Linked DNA regions of Homo sapiens: region 2 is linked to region 1. Evidence: read pairs that join two places in POLR2A ChIA-PET (ENCODE). Cell type or tissue: OCI-LY7. All regions are shown on one strand.

Evidence for each region. ChIA-PET counts read pairs that join two places held together with the same protein. Peaks named below come from ENCODE experiments on the same cell type or tissue, not always from the same donor. Only the 100,000 strongest peaks of a DNase experiment are listed, where the experiment ranks them.
Region 2: POLR2A ChIA-PET joins it to region 1 with 7 read pairs; 9 of 35 experiments call an interaction of 5 or more read pairs at or near these places.

The regions. Positions count from the first base shown.
Region 1 is chr4:102,837,235-102,841,234 of GRCh38, reverse strand. The region is part of intron 1 of UBE2D3-AS1 (UBE2D3 antisense RNA 1); the gene reads right to left. It also overlaps a transcript of UBE2D3 not described here. Among named protein-coding and RNA genes, the nearest start is that of UBE2D3-AS1, 11 kb to the right of the region's middle. In OCI-LY7, no CTCF peak of the experiment used is centred here; no DNase peak of the experiment used is centred here.
Region 2 is chr4:103,090,102-103,094,101 of GRCh38, reverse strand. It overlaps BDH2 (3-hydroxybutyrate dehydrogenase 2), which reads left to right. Exons shown (of 10, transcript NM_020139.4): 4 at 1,406-1,502; 5 at 2,817-2,925. Among named protein-coding and RNA genes, the nearest start is that of BDH2, 7.7 kb to the left of the region's middle. In OCI-LY7, CTCF peaks have their summits at 2,071 and 2,280 (motif pointing right); a DNase peak (open chromatin) is centred at 2,291; H3K4me3 peaks cover 680 bases; H3K27ac peaks cover 544 bases.

The DNA.
Region 1 (4,000 bases):
AAAACTTTATGTTCTTAGAGAAAGAGGTTATCTCCTGGGGAATTTGTATTCCCTCCTCATTTAAAAATAAACCACCTGTATCCACTAAAGTTCCATCTGTTCTGTCCAATTTATTGGTAAACAAGTTACATAGGGCATTGACTGGTTTAAAGATTATTTGTTAGGTCCTTTGGTCCTTCCAGTTTAATACCAAATTGCTATACTTTTTTTTTTTTTTAAAAGAGTCTTGTTCTGTCACCCAGACTGGAGTGCAGTGGCATGATCTCAGCTCACTGCAGCAACCTCTGCCTCCTGGGTTCAAGCGATTCTCCTGCCTCAGCCTCCTGAGTAGCTGGGACTACAGGCGCCTGCCACCGTGCCCAGCTAATTTTTGTAACAAACTGCTATACTTTTAAAAAAATCGATATATAATAGTTTACATATTTATGAGGTATATGGGCTATTTTGTTACCTTGACTGGGGTATCCATCACCTCGAATATTTCTCATTTCTAAGTGCTGGGAACATTTCAAGTCTTCTCTCCTAGCTACTTTAAAATACAAAAAGCATTCACTGTTACTAGCTATAGTTACCCTACTCTGCTATTAAACATTCCTTTGTTCCATATCTCACTGTATGTTTGTACCCATTCACCAACGTCTCTTCATCCCCCCTCCCACCCAGACACCTTTCCCAGCTTCTGGTAACCATCATTCTACTCTCTGCCTCCATGAGATCAACATGTTTAGCTTCCACATGAATGAGAGAACATGTGATATTTGTCATTCTGTGCCTGGCTTATTTCACTTAACACAATAATCTCCAGTACCTTCCATGTTTCTGCAGAGGAAATGATTTCATTCTTTTTTGTGGCCAATAGTATTCATTGTGCATAGGTAACACATTTTCTTTATCCATTCATCTGTTGACGGACACGTAAGTTGATTCTGTTCTTTGCCACTGTGAATAGTGCTGCATTGAACTGATTTCTTTTCCTTTGAATAAATACCCATTAGTGGGATTGACAGATCATATGGCAGTTCTTTTAGTTTTTTGAGAAATACTGTGTTTCCATAGAGGCTGTATTAATTTACAATCCCACTGACAGTATAAAAGAATTTCTTCTGCATCCTTACCAGCATCTGTTATTTTCGTAATAACCACTCTGTCATAGGTGATACCTTACTGTGGTTTTCATTTGCATCTTTCTGATGATTAGTGATATTACACATTTTTCATATACTTATTGGGCATTTGTGTCTTCTTCTGAGAAATGTCTATTCACATCGCTTGACCACTTTTAATGGGGTTATTTTTGTTTTACTTTTAAGTTCCTTGTATACTCTCAACATTAGTCCCTTGTTGGATTAATAGTTTGTAAATATTTTCTTCCATACAACAGGTTATCTCTTCACTCTGCTGTTTCCTTTGCTGAGCTTTTTAGTTTAATATAGTCCAATTTGGCTATTTTTGTCTTTGCTGTTTGTGCTTTTGAGGTCTTAGCCATAAAATCTTTGCCTAGACCCAATGTCCTGAAGTGGTTTACCTGTTTTCTTCTAGTAGTTTTATAGCTTCAGGTCTTACATTTGTGTCTGAACTGTTCTTTATGTACATCACTCTAAACAGTTTTTACTACTAGTACCTTGTAAAGCATAAAGCAAATGCCTTATTCAAAATCATATGAGGCCGGGTGCAGTAGCTCACACTGTAATCATGGCACTTTGGGAAGCCGAGGCGGGCAGGTTGCTTGATCCCAGGAGTTCAAGACAAGCCTGGGCAATATGGTGAAACCCTGTTTCTACAAAAGATAAAAAAAATTAGCTGGGTGTGGCGGCAAGCGGCTGTAGTCCTAGCTCTTTGGTGGTGGTGGCTGAGGTGGGAGGATCACTTGAGCCTGTGAGGTTGAGGCTGTAGTGAGCCATGATGGCGCCATTGCATTCCAGCCTAGGTGACAGAGTGAGACCCTGTCTCAAAAAAGTAAGAAAGAAGAAGAAAGTCATATGATATATTTCTTTCTTTTACATTTTAAATGTATATGCCTTTCATTTAGACCCTAAAGTGTAAGACAGTTTCTATTCCATTTGAAATCCTTAGTCAGTTTCTCCTAGTTTTAAAAAAATTTAATTGTAACAGCCATTCAACCTTAGCTGTAGATTTATCTTTTATACTTAGAATTTCCCTTCCCTCCCTCTCCCTGCAAGTTTATTTGGTTTTCTCTGGACTGCTATAGTATTTTACTGAATCTGTCTGGGAACTTAAATTCCTAACAACATCCAGAAGCTTCAGTAACTCTGGACAAAAAGAGCTTCATCCATTAAAAAGCTGATTTGGGGGTCAGAAGAAACTCTCCTCTTGTATCATCTTTTGCTCCCTCACATGAATAGAATTTTGGTTAGATAGAGCTATTTGCCTTTCCTTTTCCTCTTTTTTTTTTTTTTTTTTTTTTTTGCCCAGCACAGTTTTGTTTAGCATCCTTTCTAGTTCTACTTCAAATGTAATATTTTACGCTTTTACTTGAGACCACAGAACTACTGTATTAGTATCCCCCCTTATCCAGTAGTCAGACTTTACCTTTCTCTACCTTAGAGAATTTGGAAGTAAGGAAAACATTGAACACCAAGAAAACTAGGTGTTACAAGCTTTATTCTGTAACAAAAATATTTCTTTTTGAGAGTTAAGTGTTTCACAAAGGTAAACTCTCCATCTAACTGATGCCTCGATTATTCATTACTGACAGAAGTCAGTCAACTTGAAGGGTCATGTCATCACAAGTGTGCTGGTAAAGTTTAACAACTAGCCTGAAGTAGGGAGCAGCAGGCAGAGATCTGATCTGTGGTGTTTTCAAATTTCCCTGGGGAAAGTACTCCTATGTGGTACTGTGTCATGTTCCAAAGAACATCACTGAACACAGAGCTGGGAAGAGGTGCACACTATCAAACTGTAATACTTCCACCATGCAGATACAATAGACATAACCACAAAAACACGGAACACAGTAAAAGGTATAGCATACCTCAGAGATACTGTGGGTTTAGTTCGCGTGAATTTTTCCATTTCCTAGTGCATATGAAAGTTATGTTTACACTATTTAAATGTGCAATAGCATTATGTCTAAAACAAGTGTACACAGTTTTTTTTGAGACAGAGTCTTGCTCTGTCACCAGGTAGGAGTGCAGCAGCAAGACCATGGCTCACAGCAGCCTCAACCTCCCAGGTTTCAGCAATCCTCCCACCTCAGCCTCCCAAATAGCTGAGACTACAGCTATTTTAGAAAATTTTAGAAAAATATGTATATATTTTTTGAGACAGAGTCTCACTCTGCCACCCAGGCTTGAGTGCAGTGGCGCAATCTCGGCTCACTGCAAGCTCCGCCTCCCGGGTTCACACCATTCTTCTGCCTCAGCCTCTCCCGAGTAGCTGGGACTACAGGTGCCTGCCACCACGCCTGGCTAATTTTTTTGTATTTTTAGTAGAGATGGGTTTTCACCATGTTAGCCAGGATGGTCTCGATCTCCTGACCTCGTGATCCGCCCGCCTTGGCCTCCCAAAGTGCTGGGATTACAGGCGTGAGCCACTGCGCCCAGCCGAAAAATTTTTTGTAGAGACAGGATCACTGTGTTGCCTAAGCTTGTCTCAAACTCCTGGGCCCAAGCGATCCTCCCACCTCAGCCTCCCAAAATGCTGGGATTACAGGCATGAGCCATTGCACCTGGCCTGTGTACATACTTTAATTAAAAAATACTTTATTGCTAAAACATACTAACAAAGTAGGCACATGCTGTTGGAAAAATGGCACCACAAACTTGCACAATATGGGCTGCCACAAACTTACAACTTGTAAAATATACCATATCCATGAAGTTCAATAAAATTAGGTATGTCTATAGTAAAATAACTAGGAAGTGAGTTTTGAGTATTTATTATTGAGCTTTATTTAACAGATTTTAATATAATTGTCAGTTTCTATAATTTTTAATAATGGCTGTGTTTAACAATCAGCCTGCAAAATTCCTACAATTTT
Region 2 (4,000 bases), 250 kb before region 1:
CACTGAACCAAACTCCAACACCAAAGGATTTTAATTGCAGTTTACCCAAAGAAATCAGAACAGAGAACCTATATGAAAGGTAACCCTTACAGCAAAATAGAACAGGTTACATAATCAAACAGCAATTAGTTCCTTGAATTAGTTAATTGAATTGGAATATGTTGAATTATAATTCAAACAAGTCAAAGTAAAGCTGCTGCACTGGGGAAGCACAAAGATAAGGAAATGTTTCTGAAACAAAATTTCAAGTCTTCCCTTTCTTTATGAATCTTTTATTTCTATATTCCCCCAAAATAAACCATATACATATTATTTATAATATATTATAAATTATAAAATATAATACACATTATAGATAATTATATATTATATGTATTATACATATATTATTATATATTATACATATACATATTAATACATTGTATATATTATAAATTATATTACTATATATTATATGTATTATTCATATATTATTATATATTATATGTATACATATTAATACATTGTATATATTATAAATTATATTACTATATGTTATAATATATATTATGCACATTATAAATAATATGTGTATATATTTATAATGATGACTGCTGCTTTTGTTAGACACTGTTTGGAGTTTCTCAGCAACTAGTGCAGTGTGTATCTCTCAGGTGCCCGCCATGCCAGATCTCTCATGTCTAGCCTTCAAGGGTGTCATCCCTTCTTCTGACCCTCTCATTTCTTCTCCTTGCAGTTTAGTCCAGAAATACATGTATTTGACTGGATACCCTTGACTAACAGAGTCATTTCTAATAAATAATGGAAATGACATAAAGGGGAAGCTCACAAATAGAAACAGTCTCTTATTCCAGAACACTTGCTCTTCTCCACCCCTCACTCAGACAAAATTCTGATTACTGTATAGGTACCAGCAACCCAGTCTCTGGCAGGGGAAGGATAGGGGAAGGACATCTTGAATATATGCAATTTTTATTTCTCAATTATACCTCAAAGAAGAGAAAATTAAGAGAAAAGCTGCAAAGAGGAGAAAATTAATGTTTGAAGTTTGTAAGAACTTCAAATGAGCCCATTTTCAGTTATTACTGCTGGCTTACTGAGAAACATCTAATGTACACCAGTCATTCTTTACTATAAAGCCATTGCTCAGAAAGGACCCTTATTATTCAACTTGGAAAATGGACAGAGAGGAAGGAAGAGGGACGGATGGGTTATTGGAGGAGTCAAGATGGACTTTAAGTTTACTAATGAGACTCTGAAGATTCTTAAGACCCTAGTAAGAAGGTCAGCAATCTATGAAGCCTAGCTGGATAGATGTTGCAATCTTCACACTTCACACTTCAAAACAGCTAAACCTTCAAGGCTAAACATTTTTAGGAATAGTGCCTCTTGTTTTATTTTTCAGGTATTCAAACTCGTGTCCTTGATGTCACAAAGAAGAAACAAATTGATCAGTTTGCCAATGAAGTTGAGAGACTTGATGTTCTCTTTAATGTTGCTGGGTAATTCATAACTTTTTAGTTTCACTTTCCTTACAGAAAGTTTTCTATGACTTTCATTCAAAGAATTTTCATAATGTGGCAAAATCATTCATTGTGAACCATGACATATTCCTTGGGAAATATGGCTAGATTTTACACAGCATTTTCATTACACATAAAATTCAGCAGGTAAGACAGCCTTAGAGTTTGACATGATCTGGGGCAAATGAGGTCTACTCAAGACAGATGGTACTGATACAAAGCTGTATTATGTGTTACAATGTATGGAAGTTAAATTAAAGCAATAATTTCTGATCATCTATTTTATAAATAGTCTTCCATCCTCATGTAAGAATACACCCAGAAACATGAAACAAATAGTTAGCAAAGTTAGTTTCTGAGCATCTATTAAATTTTCAGCCATGTAGGGGATGTAGAAATAATCATGTGGTTCCTGCTGTCATGAAACTGACATTCTGACTGAAATAGCAGAGCTTTGGTACATGGAAGTCACAGCCAACAATATTTTATAATGAATTACATAATTTGGGTCCAGAGGACCAAATCAGTAAGGGTTCCAGTGTTTTGGAAGCTTCCCTCAGAAAACGTAACTTGAAAAATAGTGAAAGCTACTTTACGGGTTTGTTTTGTTCTGCCTTAACGTCTCTCTTACAACAAACTAACATCTCTCAGTATGTTAGAACACTAGCAGTATCACTTTGCTGCTCTGAGATGTTCAGACACTTGTTTTCCTTGCAATTTTGATTTCCCTTGAGAATTCTAAATCTGTGCCACCTGAGGGCACTGTTGCTCTTGAAATAGGAATCACATAGGCAAATAGGGCAGATGTTTTTTCTCTCTCTCTTTTTTTTTTCTGAAACAGGGTTTGTCTTGGTTCCCCAGGCTAGAGGGCAGTGGAATGATCATAGCTCACTGCATCCTAAAACTCCTGGGCTCAAGTGGTCCTCTTGCCTCAGCCTTCAAAGTAGCTGAGGCTGCAGGTGTGTGCTACCATGCCTAGCCCTGTTCGCCTTTATTTGTTGTTTGTTTTTAATGGCATTGATGTTTCCAGCACAATTAATATAAAGCTTCTTATGTTCGGTGACCATACTTTTGTTTGGAAAACAAGGATCTTGTTTTCAGATGACATTTCTAGCTTAAGTTGTTGGGATTCTTACTAATATAATATACTAAGTGATACTATGAATTGTTTAAAGTCTTGATAAGGGAAAGAGACAGTGGTCTAAGTCACTAAGTGACAATAAAAATAATCAGCAGATGGAATAGAAAAATTTTAATGGCAGTTATTCTTCCATTGTTTAATCACTCTTCTAGTTTTGTCCATCATGGAACTGTCCTGGATTGTGAGGAGAAAGACTGGGACTTCTCGATGAATCTCAATGTGCGCAGCATGTACCTGATGATCAAGGCATTCCTTCCTAAAGTAAGACCACCACCACCACCACCAGGATAAGCACCACATTAGGTCTCTGTACTGGGCACACAGAAGGGATTCCCACATGTGCTGAAGAGTGATAATAACTAACACAATGATTAACTTGCATTGAACATTTATATCAAGGCATTTCACATAAATTAATCTATTTAACCTTCCAGCTCATCCACTCAAGGAATATTTATTAAGCACTTTCCACATGCCAGGCTCCATTCTAGGCACAGAAGACACATAAGTGAACTAAACAAAGTGCCTTCTATAAGGCAGGTTCCATTATTGGGGGTGAGATGGGACAATTAGTAATCAAATAGACATAGAATATGTGGCGTGGTTTTAAATATAATGAAGAGAAAGAAGCTAGGATATCAATGCGGCCCCTCTGGACTCCACCGCAAAGGTGAAACTGGCATAGCAGTCCAAGAAGTGAGACAGCTGATCATTCAGGTACCTTGGGAGATGATTCCAGGCAGAGGTAACAGCAGGGAGGCACACGAGACTGGAATGATCGTATGAGGTAGATACTATTATCTCATCCATTGTTCAGAAGATGAAACTGAGAGTTCAGACAACTTGCTCAAGGTCACCCAACTAGCACATGGTTAGAACCAAGATTTGAAGCCTGGACGTTGAGCCCCTTCGTGAATTTCAGTCTAGGCTCACACTCTCAAGAGGGATGTACCCCATTGCTTTTCTCTGCCCTGAAGCTTCTCCCTTCGCTCTTGTTTTGATCTGAACCACAGTGGTACTGGGCAGGTGAGAGACAGTGTGTGCTCAAGACAGCATTCCTCCTTGAATTCTCAAGCCTTCACACAACGCATCAATGTTTAAAATTTTATTTTATAAACTAGCATTAAGTACCTCTTGGTATAAATCACTATATAAAGTGTTCTAGGGGAGTATAAACATGAGCAGCGTACATCCCTGATTTCAAATGAGCTTATAAACCAGTAGTAGCAGACAGTGCAGGCTGAGACAATGAAAGGGGTTGACTGGGTACAGAGCCAGCTCAACTCAAGGTTGTAAATTGAACCTAGTGAAATGCAGAAGAACAACTTTTCCCTTC